2 separate regions of the Homo sapiens genome follow, and region 1 is linked to region 2. Evidence: read pairs that join two places in POLR2A ChIA-PET (ENCODE). Cell type or tissue: A673. All regions are shown on one strand. Each heading gives the region's core, and the rest is flanking DNA. Links, peaks and the distances in the headings are about the cores only. Region 1 overlaps MARCHF1 (membrane associated ring-CH-type finger 1). Region 2 overlaps MARCHF1 (membrane associated ring-CH-type finger 1).

Region 1 (8,844 bases), core at 573-8,572, 280 kb after region 2:
TCTGGGATCCTTTGTTTCTACCAACTTTGCTTAAGTAATGTGAAAAGGTTAAGTTGTCTTAACTGTAAAGAAAAAATGTAAGACTTGAGCCCAGAGTAGCTGAATACTAATCTCAGCTCTGGCCCTGAGACTAAATATGTTTTTTTAACTTTTTAATTTTTTTACTAAAAATTTTTACTAAAAATTTTTTTTTAGTAAATTTTACTAAAAATTACTAAAAATTTATTTTACTAATAAATAAATCAGTAACTTGTCCATTATGTTCAAAAGGAAAAATATATATCACAAAAAGCCATATTTTTTCCAGGTTACTGGAATCTCTACCAAAAGAGATTCCCCAGTAACAGATCTCCAGCTACTTTGAAAAACAAGAGATGGCCCATGAGCTATCATTGGAAAGGCAAGTAGAAGATCTTAAAAGGGATATCTCAGGAAGAAAAACTAAATATTCTTTTTGGAAAAAAATGTAAAAACTGAGGTAGAGAAATATTACAAAATAATGGCAGCAGTAAAGAAAATGTACATATAAACAAAGGGGTTTGGTTTTTGTTTTCCTCCTAAATCTTTCTAAAGCATGATAGCCATGTGTGGTCAGCTTGAGAGTGAGAAGGATCAGAAGCAAATAACTCATGTTTTGTTTTTCCCTCTTAAGTCCCTCCCATCATCTAAGGTATAGACTCAGTGTGTTGTGAAAGAATATAGCAGCATGCAGCGCAGGTGCCAGAAACAGCCTTGGCCCCATCCATGCTGTATCTCTACACTTACCACTCATAGACACATTTGCTTGCAAATCCCAGGGAAGTATAAGGAATATGTGCTAGAGGTCGACTAAATACTGGAATTTATACAATTATTAGAATTTCCAGATCTAGAGTAGGAATTCAAGCTACAGCTACAGGGCTAAGAATGTGATTAATAAAATTCACTGCCCTTGTAAGAGACAGATGTCTTTTAGACCCAAATCTCGAATGTGAATTAATTACAGCATAGTAAGTGGTGTTCACATATCTAAAAAAGAAGAATGAATTAATAGAAGCAAATGGTCTATTTAGAAAAGTAGGCAAATAAGATATAAAGAGGGTAAACTGTCAGATTCTGACATTCAACCAGAAAAGAAAAAGAAATCTGGAACTATGAACCATTTTGAAGAGGTATCTTCTCCCAAAGCTTTCCCGAGAATGTGGTTTTCCCAAGGTGTAGGTGAACCTAAACCATTTTATTTCCTTTATCAATTCCATTTACCAAGGAAAATCTGATTACTAATTTCCTTCCAGAACCCTCCTGGAGCTAAAACTCAAACATTCCATCACATATATACAGTCTCCAAGTGTAAATTAATTATTTTGACTACTGTATTATGTTAAATTTTCTGTAGCTTCATAATGGACCAATATCTACTCACTTCATAAGAAGTGAAGTGGTTTGTAGTAACCACTGGTTTTGCTAACAACATCTTCTGCCAGGACTGCAAGTCTAAGGCACTTCATTTTAATTGCCTAATCAATCTCCAGAGTTGGTGCCTCTGAAAGATAAACCTACATCCCTTCTCTAACCCTTAATATCAACTGTATTCAAACTGGACATAATATATTATTTTGTGTTTTGTACTTCCAGGGTTATTAACCAAACAGAGATGATTATAATATTATGGCATACAAAATATGTCAAAATATATTTTCATTATAAAGCTAGAGATAGGAGTTACTTTTTAAAATCTTAAAATATAAAAGATCTATGCTGTTAAAAAATCAACAAAAGAATTTTTAGAAATATTTTCTTGATATCCTTAACAGGATGGATCTTCTGTATTTTAACTATGATTGACAGTTTTCTAATTCTTTTCTTCATATGGCTTAAGAAATCTGATATCAAGTTAATACATTAGTTAAGAGTCACTAAATTTTGAATGAAGTTAAATTACATTAAATTCAAATGAGTTTTTAATTTACTAATTTAAATTAATTACAACTAAATTCTTAATTCTGAAATTAGATCATTTTCCTAATGCACATAGGCATGCTTTGGATAACTTTAGGACAAGCAAGAACATTAAGGAAACTTCAAGAAAGGATGTTTCTCATTTGCTCATCAGGAAATGTCCATATATGTACAAGATGTTTTACTTTTCTTTAGAAAGCATCGCCACTTGAAATTACAGAAATCATTGATTCTTCTTGCTGTCCAAAACACAGATGTATGCTGTTTAATTTATCCACTTTAAAGGCATTTACAATTCTTTTAGACTATTTAGTTAGCTTATCAAAACAAGTTATTCGGCGGCCTACAAGATTGACTAATATGTTTTAAACATACTTTTAAAATAAAACTTTTAACTACATCCTATAGAAAACCAAGAAGCATTTGAAACATTATAAGTGCTTCCCTTTCTGATATTCAGAACTGTATCTCTTTTTAGAAATTATACGAAGGCTCAGAGTTTCCTTTCCTTTTCTCCTAATTAACCTCTTCTTTTTTTTTTTTTTTTTTTTTTTTTTTTTTTGAGATGGAGTGTCTCGCTCTGTCGCCCAGGCTGGAGTGCAGTGGCGCGATCTCGGCTCACTGCAAGCTCCGCCTCCCGGGTTCACGCCATTCTCCTGCCTCAGCCTCCTGAGTAGCTGGGACCACAGGTGCCCACCACCACACCCGGCTAATTTTCTGTATTTTTAGTAGAGACAGGGTTTCACCGAGTTAGACCAGGATGGTCTCGATCTCCTGACCTTGTGATCCGCCCGCCTCGGCCTCCCAAAGTGCTGGGATTACAGGCGTGAGCCACGGCACCCGGCCAACTTCTTCTTTCTTTAAGAGTGCCCACTAACTCCCATTGTGACACATTAGAGTGTTTTTTGACCCTGAAAGAAACAAAGCTATACATGTTTTAATAATTCAAGATATTTGTGAAGATGTTTAAAGATGTGGATTAATACCCATATCTTGATAACAATTGTGGCTAATTTTACTTAACAAAGAATAATTTCATTATTATTTCTAACATGAATAAAAAACATTTGTTTGCTCTTAAAAATTATATAAGCCATCTCAATTTATCTAATTCAGGCCAAGTAGACATCTACAGAAAGAGATTTCTGGCGAAGACCTGGAATTGACACAATGTTGTTTTCTTTTCCAAATATTACTCAGATGCTGATCATTCCAGATACCAAACAAATTTGCCACCCAATATGTTCACATAAAGTTTTCTTCAACATTATCTTAAATTTATCCAGAAATTTATACTGTGAGTAAGCAATGTATAACTTTTATGAATCTTGCTTTTGGCATTTCTATACCTATTTGCAGAATTGATCAGTGTACCCCACCTTCCCCACCTAACACCAACAAACTTAAGAGAAACCTGTTTCATATTCTAATAATCGCATTTCCAAGTCAAAGGAAACAGACACTCTAGAGAATGTGCCTGAGCATTCTGGGCTGCTGAAGTTTCTTTACAAAGATTTTTAATTCTCAGAAATTCCAGAAATATTTGATGTGTTTATGATGAGGCAATTACTAATGTAAAAGTATCTCTTGCACTAACTTAGAGAAATCTCCCAAAGTTATCTACAAATTCTAGCCACATCAAGAACTCATTGCCATTCAATGACATTTTCAAAATCAGTTCAAATAAAGTAGAAAGAGGCTGCAAATATATTTTCTCATTTGAAGATGTACTCAAATTTATTAGTCTTTTCCTTTCAAACACTCCTTGACACTACACTCCCATTTCCTTTATTTTATTTGCTTTATTTTTTGTCTGCTGCTCCCTCTGTCTCCAGCAGCTATTCTTGAGGGAAAAAAAAGGTTAACATGTAGAACTGGAGGTAGACAAAGCCCATCTCCTACAAAGCTAAGGACACCTGAGGACTAGAAAATAGTTATGTTAAAGAGACAAGAAGATTACAGTTTCCGGCATTCTATCTCAAGCTCCCTTTTAGGGGAACACGACAACATTTATGATATTTCCACTCAATATCCTTGACTGTGTTGAGTTCAATCCCTTTCTTAAAAACCTTTGAAATAAGTTTCCAGCATATGATCTTTCAAGCAGTTTAACTTAGAACAACTGCCACTAAATTTCCCTGCAAAATAAAGGCTCACCGTAAGAAGTTGAAAATTATAACCTGTGTGAAGTTTCAAAGAAAGCTTTTTGTCATGAGGAACAAAATATAAATGTACAGATATCAAACAACAGTCATACACAACCATGCACTGCCAACGAATGAAGTGCAAATAGATCTTATGAGGCTCTAACTCATGTTATGTATTCAGTGTCATAACTGGCTTCTCTGTCCCTTTGTTAAGACAGTTATATTCAAATATCCTAGTTTAATGGGCAGTGAGGAAAACCAGCCAGCATCACCAGTTCCACTATGTGAAAATGTACCACAGCAATGTCCAGAGCCAACCCAAAACAGCCGGTTGTAACCCACAAGCCATAAAAGTCAAAAGTGACTCCATAGATTGTTTAGAAAAAGAGGCAAAAGTTTCCATCTGTCAAGTAGGAAGTGTCCCTATGGATCTGGCTCCTCTCTTCATTCACAAAATAGAGGTGAAGTTTAATATGTCCCTGCCAGTTATAAGTAATTCTCTTCCAATCTACTGTTACACACTGACAGCTGGGATCCAGCTGCTCTGAAGCCCTTGCCATGTCCCACGGTGCAGAGAGCAGTGTTGGCAACAGTGGCTTGGCTCTCTGATTTTATTAAATTAAACCTCCTCTTACCTCGACTTCCTTGTTCTTCTCTTTGTTTCTGCCCATTGAATTTCTCCCATTGCTGGCAGTCTCCCGTGCTGGGATTACGGAAATCTGGTGGAGGGGCATATTGGCAGGGCTGCAGGTGGCCAATCCCTGATTGGATGCCTTATCTCTTCACTCGCCCTGAGTAGCCCACCTGCACAATTGTTCATATCCTTGCTTTGCCAAGCTCAGGTCTAAACAAAGAGGGGAAAAATAGTGTTTGAGACACTGTGCAGCAGAGGCCAGAGTCTTCTGGTCAAAATGTTAAACACATTGAAAGGGGAGTTAAAAGAAATGCAAGAACAAATAATCCAGGGAGTACTGCATTCTCCAAAGGATGATTTACTGCAAGTCATAATTGAACTGCTTTGTCACTGGAGCACCCCCTCTCCCCTAAGAGCATTGTGGGAGACAATTCAATTTCTATGGTACCTAATAACTGTCATGGAAACCAAGGAAACCTAGGTCTCACAGGCCCTTATTAGCAACTGCTTCCTTTAATGGCACAGACTCCCACATTTGCAGCGGCTGCCGCTTTGTTTTTGTTTATCCTGATTCCCCAGGAGTCCACTAAGCACCCAGAGACACTGCATCTTGCTGACTACGTAAATAAGCAGACGGCTGAAAAGCTTAGTGTCCTATTTGGAGCCAAATCTCTTCCTTGAGAAGCGCGGCTAGCTGGCTGTGTCCTTCATGCATCTACAATAATCTGCTTAGGTCAAAGGATCTGCCCTGAAGTGAAGAGCATCGCATGAGATCGAATGAGGTGTTGAGAGAGAGAGAGAGAGAGAGAGAGAGAAAAGAAGAGAGACCTGGAGCAATTGCAGATGTCTTTTTCTGGATGGTTGTAAAGAGAGTTAACCATTCAGTGCACCTTTCTTACTAAAACATCAGCAACAGGAGTCAGAAGGCATCAGTTAGTCTGAAGCATAGAGCTCTATACTACTCATTTCAGCTTTATTGCAACTTCTGTGCTCCCCGAAATATATGTTTGAATTACTAGCAGCTTCTCCTTGCTTTTCCATAAAGGAAACAGACTTTACTATTACTGTCCTCTCAAAAGTTATACAATTTGGAAGAAGTAAATGGTTAATCAGAACTTCTGCTTTTTAAATTTAAAAAAAATTCCTTTTAAAACATCCTACTCTCTCAGTGAAGTAAATTCTTAAATTACATTAACTTTGTAAAAATAACTTTCCCGCATGATTATTCCCTCTTTTTCAGGGTGTTTGGCACTCTGTCTTTAAAAGGACAGAATTTTCTTTTCTCATTTTGAGATGTACATTGTATATTTTCTGCATATTGTGAATAGATCAGATCTCCCACTGTTTTTTGTGTTTGTTCACCCCAAATGAAGCATAATTCAGAAAGTTCCTCGTTTTTATATACTCAAGTACTGCTTATAAGTTAGAATTTTTCCCTAATCACAGAGATCTTCAAAGTGATTTCTAGTTGCAATTCATCTCTACCTGTCTTTGTATTATACAGCAATAATATCATTTCCATTATGACATTACAATTTGTTTAAACTCAGGATAGAGATAAAATGTGAAAAAAGATCTGTACTGCTGTTGGCAATAAAGCCAAAAACAATATATGTAAAGACTGAATTAACATCTTCAATTTAAATATTCACACTGAAATAAACATTTCAATGTATTTACAACTTTGGTCCAAATATGTTTTCATTTCAACCTAAATTAGCCACCTGCCCATGGTTCTAACCCCTACCATCCATCAAGATCAGCTAGGGAGATTTTATAATGCATAGATCCCTAACAGACACATTTTCAGGAGGGCTGCAGTGGAGACAAGAAGGGTACAGTTCTGAACTGGACAGTTAAAAAAAAAAATTACAGATGTTTCTGATACAAACCAATTTTGAGAACCATTCCAGTGCATCACGAAAATAACCTCAGCACAATAAGCTCATTAAAGTTCATATAGAGACAAATCTCTTGCTTAAAATAGTTTTAAAAAATAGGTGCCTCAAACCTGGCATTTATTCATCATCATACTTAAGCTTACAGAATGTATTTGTGACATACAGGAGCTTTAATGAAAGGACTAAAAAGCCAGCCTTTGCCAAAAATGCCATGTCTACAGTTAAAACTAATAATTCTTAAATTTTCTGTAGCTTAATGTTCACATCTGTGGCCTGTGTGAGAAGTTCCTTAATTTAATAATTTTTAATCCCTCTATCTAGAAGGACTGTCTTAATTAAGAGAATGCTGGAAATAGAAGTCTGTAAATCTAACAGTGTGTGACAAATACTAAAATGTAAATTATGAAACTCTTTAGAAAAGTAATATTGTCAGTGTTTAGGTCCATGAAATGTCCTCTGAAAAGCCAAGGCAGCTTTCCAGATAAATTCAGACTTCAGTAGTTTTGCTTAAAATATTCATTAAAGTTATAGGAAAGAAGATTTTTAGCTTGAATTAACTAAATGGCTGTCTTAATCCTTTACCTCATTATGCATATGAGGTTATCCTTTGTTTGCTATGAGATTTTTCAGAAATCAGATTTTAATTTTGAGTTAATTTGATTTATGTGGTTGAGTTATTTCAATTAGCTTTCTTTTATCCTAACATTTAAAATATAAATTGAATTTCTGGAAAAGTGAATTTATTTCTTAGAGTATTTTACATGGTAAACAAGAAGAGGTTTGTTATATCTTTTTAAGCAAATGTTTTAGCAATAACTTAAGAAAAATTAATAATCAGTCTGTTTAATAAATATTTATCTAACATTGTATTAGGTATTGCCACAAATTGAACTTTTAAAATTTTCCAACTGTATCAGGGGAAAAACATGCTTTTAATACTTTGTACATTCTAATACTTCGCTGCCTTGGAACACTGAATACACATCAGCTAATATCAATGTCTTGCACTTACCTAATACCTTTCCTCAAGCAGCTTCCATAGTGCTCTGCCAACTAGAAACAATCAGAAGTCTCTGGGGTGACTCATTATGTAACAAACTCAAACTAAGAAAATTGTTGTGGAATGCATTTCTCCTATGGGAGCATAGTTCATCTTGTATAGTAATTAAACCCTGTGGAGTCACAAGGAGCAATGGACCCAGCAACTGAGCACTGACAGACACTGGCCAGAATAATCGTGGATACAGGAATCATTCAGCTCAGCTGCATCTACATATGTGATCACATTATGTGATCCAGATTTTTAAACTTGATTTTTGTGGAAACTATGGACTATAATTACTGTTGAAATCATCCTGGAACATTCACTCTTCACTGACTACTTTTTCCATATACATGTCTAAATTGTATTTGTTTTGCTTCTACATTCTGGCTTCCAGCCCTCGGCTCTGGGGACAGGTTCCTCATTCCCACCTCTGGCTCCAAAATTTGGCATTTTTACATATTAACTCTAATACTCAGACCTCAGTTTTCCCCCAAGAGATTCTGATTTGGTGCTGTTCCTTATTCTCAGTGGCCTAGGTTGTCTCTAGTTTAAAAGGTAAACAAAGAAAAATATGCATCTCTGGTAGCATAAGACCAGCTTGATCTTTGTCAGCTGCAAAAAAAAAAAAAAAAAAAAAAAAAAAGGCCTCCAAAGCATTTATTTTGATCGCAATTAATCAAGAAAGGAAACCCAGTGTTGGGCCAAGACAAGGAACCAAGTAAACATCTGCTAACACATTAAATGGATAGACTGAAAATTCAATTCGATAAACATTTGTTAAGCATCTTCTGTGTTTTCTGAACCATGCTAGGAATTAATGGGCAGCAGGTAATGTATAAAATTATGTGGCATAATATCTGTAATCAAAGAGTTCGTTGTATCATTAGGGAAATAAGATTTAAGGAGGTAAGTCAATTGAAAAAATATGTGGCATATGGCAATTAATATCTGAAAGACAATATAGAATAATGAAAGTAAATATCAAAGAAGCTTTGAGCAACAATAAATAATATTAGATCTAAATACATAAAGAAAGTCTTAAGGACGAATTGAGGCCTCTATTGTGCTTGGTAGACATAAGGTGATTAAATCATTTCAAGGCGTAGAGATGGTGTGAGATTGGCATATGAGAGTTCAGGATGCTATTTTAAATAACATAGAAAATTTGTTTAAGATTAT
Region 2 (8,844 bases), core at 386-8,385:
GTGTGAATCTAGGTATAAACTTTCTGTATACTATGTCATTGACTGAGGGACATAATAAAGCTTAAAAAAGTTTTTTTTTAATGTAATATGAAAAAAAAATAAATATTTCTGCAAAAAAAAACACACTAAGACATTCTTACAGAGACCACTAATCTGATATTCTGCAATTTTATTTCCCCCCTTTTTTCAGGTTAAAAATCCCAAGTATTTGAAAGGAGAAACTAAGGTAATTTGGAGGGTCATCTGAAAAATTTTAAGTAGACAATAGAGCAGTTTTTGCTAGGGTAATTATAACTTGGAATAGAAGAAAAGTCTTAAACAATGTGGTTTGTAAATAAAAAATAAGCAAGGACATAGGGAAATTGAATACTGCAATAAAATTTGATTAAAAGATATATAAAAAATCTCATACCTATTAAGTTATAAACATTTAATGTCTATGAAACATTTAAAAATTATTTGACCTTAAATAATAGCTTAACAAATATGTCCAAGTAGAGACTTTACAGGGTCTTTTTTTTTCAATATTGAGCCAATACAATTAGAAATCCAATTTTGAAAAGTGACTCGTAAGTCTTAATCGCCTGACAATTAACTAAGATACTTTTATATAATACTTGGTCCAAAGGAATGAAAACTCTGAAATAGAGCCAGAAGCTATAGAATATATAATATTAAAACCTATAGCATATAGCAAAAGCTGTATCCAGATAACAGTTTATAACTGTAAATGTTTTCATTATTAAAGAACACAAGAACGTAATAAAAGAAACATAAAAGCTAAAACTAATTAAATTGATTTAAGTTAGAGAAAGGATAAAAAGATTTTCTTAAAGGAAGTCTTTGAAATAATTGCAAAATAGATGAACTTCCCATAAGACTTATTAAGGGAAAGAGAGAACAAAAAAAATGATATCAGAAATGATACATAATCATAGACACAAAAAACTATATAAAAAGAATGCTACATGTAACATTATTGCAACAAATATGAAAACCTAGAGGAAACACATTATATTTAAGTAAAGCAAAAATTCCCAGAATTTGTTCAAGAAAAAGAGAAAAACATAAGATAGTTAATCAAGGAAATATTCAAAAAGTAAATAAAAGTCTATATGCTCCTAAAATGGATAAGGGCATGCTGATTTTACAACCGAGCTGTATTTTACTTTAAAGAACACATAATTCCAATATTACGTATACTATTATTGTCATAGAAACATAAATATCCCTAATCCATATTATTAACATGGCGTAAATGAAACTTCAGATGTGTTAAGATAGTACTCCCTACCCCACCAAAAAAAACCAGTAGGAAAAAAAAAGGAAAAAAGAAAATTGTGCCTTGCTCTCATTTGGAACTACAGATGCAGAAAATGTTAAAAATTAGTGTATATTTTGATAATAGCATATGTCTTTGATACATGAGCAGTGTATCACTAAAATTCCCAAAGAATAGAATAAATAGAATTTACTTATTTCAGGTTTTAAAAACTCAGGACACCTGTCAACATAATCCGTTAGATTAATACATTGAAAGAGACAAACATTATGATTTTATAACTAAATTCTGGAAAGATATTTGACAAACTTTGGCAGTCTTATTCTAACATAAGCTCTAAGTAAAACAAGAATTGAAGGAAACCCCTTATAGTAATAAAGACAATATTCTAAAAAACACTACAAAATATAATGCTAATTGTTAAAATACAGAAACTACAAAAATTATAGAACCTCTATTAGGGGTGCTTGCTATAATTATTCAACTTGTTTTAGAGTTTTTAGCAAATATAACAAGGAAATGGAGTATTTGGTAGAAAAGGTGTTGAAAAAGAAGCAATACAACACTCCTTTCTTATTAATGACATAACATCTTAGAAATCCCAAGTGTCTCTGGTTAAGAAACAAAACCACTGCAGCTAATTAGACTTTATTACAGTACTTAGATACATGACAATTAGATAATGGCAGAGTCTACTAGGTTTCCTAAAATCCATTATCTCTTGCTTGTGCATTAAGGGAATAATAACTGAATATACACCTTCACAGTGGCATTATATCTCCCAGCCTTCCTTTGGTTATAGGTTGCCTAAGGTCAAATTTCCTCCAGTGAGATGTGACCAGAACTAACAATTGTCAGTTTCCTGACTGTCACATGAATCTCCCATATAATTTCTTACATGCTTTTTTCCTACTGCTCTATGCTGGGATGGAAACTATCAGGGCAAGACAGAAGGCCACAAATCAAAGATGGTAGAGCTGAATTCTTGTGGGTCTTTGAGTGACCACATAATGAAAAGCCTTCTGCCAACTTGGAGTACATACTCTAAACTCTCATCAGAGAGAAAAAAAGTGTATTTCTTGTGAGCCATTACATTTTTGATTTATTTAATATTGTGTCTATCCTAATGGAAACACTATAAAATCAATAGCTTTCTTTTAGCAATAAATATCCAGAAATGCAATAACAGAAACAAAAACCATAAAATACTTAGGAATAAACTTAACAAGGACATGAAATTTTATTTGAAAATATATTCTATAAAATATTACTGAGGAGTATAAATTGTGATCTGAACAAATAAAGTACCATACTTTGATGGGAAGATAATTTTCTAATATATAAACCCTCTACAAATTGACATATGAGTAGAATGCAGTTCCAATTAAATCTTCAATAGAATTTATTTCTTGTTTTCTGGAGAAGAAAGGAGGTAGATAAAATGATCTTAAAAAACAATGTTCTTAAAGAACTTATAAATAAAAACAAATACCTGAGAATAACCAAGAAAATAATGAAAAAAAGGAGAGCTTTTTATGCTAGGCATTGTACATATTAAAACTCACTATCATTAAGTCAATATGGTATTGGCATAGAAATTAACTGAAAGATCAGTGTAATCAAGAATAGAAAATCCAGAAATAGATGTAAGAATCTCACATATAAAAATTATTTCCAGTCAGTATTGAGGATAGTTGATACAATAAATGTTGCTGGACAACTGGCTACCTCTGTGGAAGAAAAAGCCAGACTTCTATCACTTAGCATATATAATCATGGAGTCCTGATGGAACAATGTCTTAAATGTTAAAGATTAAAAAATCTTTGAAATAAGTCTAAATTATGAATTCAGTCTTGGGGTGGGAAAGATTTACATAGCTAAGACACGAACCAGAAACTATATGTCATTGGTATATTTGATTATCCTCTGTCTAGAAAAATACAAAAAGTTAAAGTGAGTAAACAATTGTGTTAGTAAACAATGAAACACAAAAGACTGATAAAGTTTAATTTCTAGAATATGCAAACTGCTTTTGTCTATTCACAAGAGAGGCAACAGTAAGGAATCAAATAGAAAACAAATGAGCAAGAGATAGAAACAGAAATTCACAAAAAAAGGAATTACATATTGTCAATAAATATATGGCAAGATGCTCAAAATCACGAGCAGTCAGAAAAATGTAAATTAAAGTAGCAACAAGACATCACTTTTTACTCATCATGCTGAAAAAATTTAAGAGTGATAGCTTCTGTTGCTGATGGCAATAGGAAGAATGAATACTCTCAAAAATGCTAGTAGAAATGTGATTTTCTTCTGCAATATCATTGAAAAAACATCTGGCAACATATATTGAAATTAAAAATATCACTTCATGCAGTAATTTCACCCTTGGGAATCTCTCCCAGAGAAATACAAGCACTAGTATATAAAAATATGTGAATGAGGACACTTAATATACAACTCTGTTTTGAACTAAAAAAAAAAAAAAAAAAAAAAGAATCCCAGCAATAAAGATGGGACAGTTGTTAAGTTAATGTCTCAAAGCTTTAAACCCACTCTTCTAGCTTCTGTTCTGGGCTGGAACTCTACAAACTACTTTTCTGTTGTGCCATCTGACTCCCTACTAAGCTCTGCTTACTGGGGAGTGGGCACAGAGGGGGGCCACAGGGAAACTAGAAGGCTAGAAAAGGAAAACAGGATTTGCTCCATCTATTTGATTTCTATAGGCTTCTTGTGTTTGCATCATCCTAGAAATGCTTCTTCACCCTGGGAGTTAGTTGCAATCCCCCCCTGTAGCAGCAGCTGGCATCTAGATACAAGGTTTCTAACACCCTCAGAAACAGGCTCATTGTACTCTTTTGAAGACCAGCTGGTGGATTCTTAGAATTCTAAGAAGTTTGAGTTCCAGTTCTATGGGGCCCTCCTCCAAGCTTTTAATAATTTTAATTTCCTTCCCCTGTTCACTCAGACCTCGGGAGGATGGCTGCTTCCTACAATTCCTGCCTTTGTAACATCTTTGTGTCCTTATTTTTTTCCTTTCAGTTACCTAGTTAATGATCTTTTACAGCCAGGGAATATATCTTTATACTAAATTATCTGTGTTAAAACAAAAGGCATCATTTCTCCCTCTTGACTAACAGAATAAACAATGTTCATCAATAAAGAATTGTTAAGTAATTTATAGTAGAGCCAAACCTTGAAAATATCATGCAGTCATAAAAAATGAATTGGATCTCTGGCATTTGAGAGATTTCCATAAGGTAACTTCGAGAGTGAAAAGTAAAATAAGAAGTGATAAAATATGATTCTTTTAAAAACATACCAGGTTAGAACCTCTGTAAGTATATATGCATGCACATGTTTGTGTATAGACATGCAGTAGTCTATGACTATATGAGCATGGAAAAAGTCATGGAAAGTTATGCAAAAACTATATTAACATGAATTATTGGGTAGAGCAGTGGGAGGAAGGAAGAGAGGCCAGCAGGAGGGGAATGAAGAAAAGAGAGGAGATGGAGGGCAAGGAATCTTAAAAAGCAAAAGAGAATGTTAGAGCTCTGTTTTTGTAAAATTATATATGGGTATGATGTGCATACAGAAATTATAATGCAAATATGAGGTTATATCTTTCTCTACTGGTAAATGGTAATGTTCATGATATATTGTTAAGGTAATAAAGTTATAGAAAAATGTGTAGAGGACAATTCCATTTCTTTAAAAATAATGAAATAGATTATGTATAGAGAGTAATTCCATTTCTTTAAAAACAAACAGAACTCCTATATATGTCTACATATTTACAGATGTATGTTTGACTGAGCAGAAATATGTTAATCCAATCTTGGCTATTAACACTGCAATCTATGCACAATGGTTACCTTTAGTCCTTAGCATGGCGGGATTGAGGGAAGCAGGCAGGCCCATGGGAGTAGTCTAGCTTTTTCTTTAAACAACTTTGTGTATAAAGTTTCAGTTGTTTTAGGCCAGGCAAGCAGGCTCATACCTGTAATCCCAGCACTTTGGGAGGCCAAGATGGGAAGATAGCTTGAGCCCAGGAGTTCAAGACCAGCCTGGGCAACACAGTGAGACCTCATCTCTAATTTTAAAAAATAAAAAGAAATTAAATTTTAAAAGTTTACTTGTTTTTTATAATCTTTTAAACAATAGAACATCTAATTAAGAAACTCTGAAAAACAAAAATGGCAAAATTGGCCTTACTCAACAGAGTGTATATCATAAAGGTATATCTATGTGTGTTGTATGTATGTGTATGTAATCAAAAAGAGCTGCAAGAAACAGTTAATGTTCATATTCTCCAAGATGATACAGGACCTGGAATATACAGGCACTAAATTATTTATTCAGTCAAGTGGGATTGGTGGAAAAATCACAAGATTTGTAGTTACAACACTTGCATTAGAATTGCAGCTTCATAACTAACCATGTGATGGTAAGAAAATCACAGGCCTTCTCTACCTCTAAATTGCTGAACTTGCAAAATGCGTATAAAGACCCTTGCATGTTTACCTCATAGAATTTCTGTTGAAGCAAACATGGCAAACTTTGGACAAGTATATTTCAAATTGTAAAGCACTGTATAAATATAAACTAGGATTATTAAATTTAGATGTGCTAGAAAGATAATAAGGACAATTGCTTGTAAGTTGCCACATTTATTATTAAATTTTGCACTACGTAGAATTTTCTACAAACACTCCAAATTTTCTTAAAAATGAACATATCATTCCCTAAATGTCAAATTTAATGGGTAAACTTGCTAATCTCTTTATCTAACTTCAGGATCACTATGAAAAGTCTAGCAATTGTGACCAGAAGGCTATTTTAAAGGTACTTCTATACACCCCTTAGGACTTTTCCCTAAGTACAAGGCCAATACTTTGAAAAGTGGTGACCATTCAAAGACTATCCTATAAAAAGAAGACAGCTATCACAACAAGCCATCTGAATTTTGGTACAGATATTAAGTTGGTGTGAAATAATTTCTGTTTTTGCCATTACATTCAATGACAAAACCGCAATTACTTTTGCACCAACATAATATATTATGTACTTACACATTTATTAATCACGACCATGAATATGAGTTGTATTTATAATTGGGCAGTCCAAACAATTGTATTGGCTAGGAAATAATATCAAAAATATCTAAAGAAGAGCTCCCTTTTCTCCCTAAAAAATATTATTCAAAAGCATGTCCTTGCTCTACACACTTATAAAAGACTCTCTACTGATAAATGAGTTGCCATTCTGAACAAGTTAGTAATTGTAATTCCTAGGAGGAGAACCAAAGACTTTTTTTTTAAGTTTACACACTCTTGTACTGAAAATGTTTCAAACGGATTCTAATTTGGGTGAAAAGAAAAATAATATAGTAAAATGATCATTGGCTAAATTGTCAAAGCACCATGGAAAAAGCCTTGAGGACTGAATTCACACATCTTTATAGTAATGAAAGGATGGAAAATAAGGGCATTCAATGATTGCTAAAATGCAGAAGGTGATGATTTTACTTCAATTGCTTGTATGAAAAGGTGATTACTTTTTTTAAAGCAATATATAAAGTCAGGTTGGCATAAGCTTTTAGTGTAACACTTGTTGAACCTTTATAAAGGATGGTATATGGGCAGGTTTATTTTTTCCCGAAATTCTGTTTTATATGACTATGTTCACATGAGAACAAAAAACTTGCCACACCTCTGGTTGTTTCTTAGATGACCAGAGGTGTGGCAAACTTCTTAATAAGACAAACAGAAGTTTTGTAAATGACGTGTAATTTTTTGTAAATTACACGTCATTTACAAAATCCTTCTCTCACAGTAGTCTTCTTACTTAAGTTCACCCAAAGGAAAATCTGCCAGTGGTTTCATTCTGTAAATTTAATTTTCCAAAACAAAATGGAAAGACCCATTGCTTATTAATTAATTGACTGTTCCTTCCTATAAGTGCTTAACATTCCACTGAGTTTTAAGATCTTTATTTTTTTCTGTTGGAAATCCCAGTTTCAGTTATAATTAAAGTATCATGTTCATTTGCGTTTCAAATGTTATTTTCACAGGTGTGCTAGGTGTATCTTCCACCAGTCCGTGTAGATCCATGTCCCACTGTTCCCCACCCTGATCTGTGCCCAGGAGGCACACCCGGTTGGATCTCACCAAGGCTCCTTTGCTCCTGGCTTTCAGTTTCATTACACCAATGAGAATTAATGCAGAGTCCTGGTAGATTACAGGAATGGAAGAGGGTGAGTTTAGAGTAATTATCCCTTCCTTGAAGGATCACCACAAACTGACTTTGCCCCACAATTGGAGGTCTCAGTATTTGTCAGGTAGCTTTCTGCAAAAATGCCTCTCTTTCTCTGGGTTCTGGAAAATGCTACTTCTCCCTGCTTTTTCAAGACTATGGGTGACAACCACCCACTGCTGTTTCCACCCATGGGGTATACAACTATCTCTTATATTTTCAATATATTCTGCTCATACTCATTGCAAATTGACTATTAACTCTCCCCAAATTATCCAATTTGGAAATGCTATCTGTTTCTTTCTAGACCCCGATGGATAAAAGTCATCTTTAGTATTGTGTAGTCTTATCATTATTACTAATTTTTGCTATTTTTGTCACATTAATATCTTAGAAAGTTACTCTGGAGGTATAATCATATTTTATCAGAGTCTGCAGTGACTTAAAAACCTATCAAGTAGGTTTCAAACCACTTTCTGTATAAGAGTTATATTGTTTTCTTCTGTGGGTTTAAGATTGGAGACATGTTTGTAAAACAGACCACACATTATAGACCGACCATGTAAAATCTGCTGCATGGTGGAATGTTTTCATTAGTGTTTTTCATCCTGCATGCTATTAAAAGCACTTTAATGGCCATATATTTTTTAAGACTGTCAGGGAATTTGCAAGCTAGGTTTTTTACTAAATTCTGGAATTGGATTTAAAAGTTCTAAAACCTTCATGGGTCACACACACAAGTGTATGTATATGGGCAATGGCTTTCTTATGAAAAAATAAAAAGTTGTGTGTCAGTGCCAATCTAGACAATGCATCTGTTACCTGGAGGCATAAAATTTAAAAATACTAGATACTTTGTGATTCAAACAAAATAAATGTTGAGGAAAATGTATGATTCCTGCAAAGGTTGGTAATCCATCCTTCATGTAGAAGTGCTTCACTCATTTGTGAGGTCGTTACTTCAAACCTTTTTGTTCCAGTCTCATGCCTGACTTCTCTTCTTGCGTCTTACTCCATTATTCAACTCTTTCTTATTCCTCCCTTATGTCAGTAATATGTAAATAAATGAGATGAAATTTTAATCTTTGGATGTATACATTCTGGTTCTATAAAACAGCTGAGGATACATACGAGAATTTCCTGGTTGAACAAATAGACACAAGGACTTAAATACGGATCAGAACAAAGTGCCAGGAAAGTTGATACTGCCTGTGTTTCAGGTTTTGCCCTCAGTGTCACTTATGGTCAGGTCCATTTCTGACAATCCCTTGTTATATAATAATATTGGCCTACCAGGAAGTCT

What was found. Peaks named below come from ENCODE experiments on the same cell type or tissue, not always from the same donor. Only the 100,000 strongest peaks of a DNase experiment are listed, where the experiment ranks them.
Region 1: POLR2A ChIA-PET joins it to region 2 with 13 read pairs; 3 of 35 experiments call an interaction of 5 or more read pairs at or near these places.

The regions. Positions count from the first base shown.
Region 1 is chr4:163,983,781-163,992,624 of GRCh38, forward strand. MARCHF1 (membrane associated ring-CH-type finger 1) reads right to left here. Exons shown (of 10, transcript NM_001394959.1): 3 at 4,721-4,929. Among named protein-coding and RNA genes, the nearest start is that of MARCHF1, 400 kb to the right of the region's middle. In A673, for the core only: no CTCF peak of the experiment used is centred there; no DNase peak of the experiment used is centred there.
Region 2 is chr4:163,704,030-163,712,873 of GRCh38, forward strand. All of the region lies in intron 4 of MARCHF1 (membrane associated ring-CH-type finger 1), which reads right to left. Among named protein-coding and RNA genes, the nearest start is that of TMA16, 210 kb to the left of the region's middle. In A673, for the core only: a CTCF peak has its summit at 4,070; a DNase peak (open chromatin) is centred at 4,062; H3K27ac peaks cover 2,402 bases.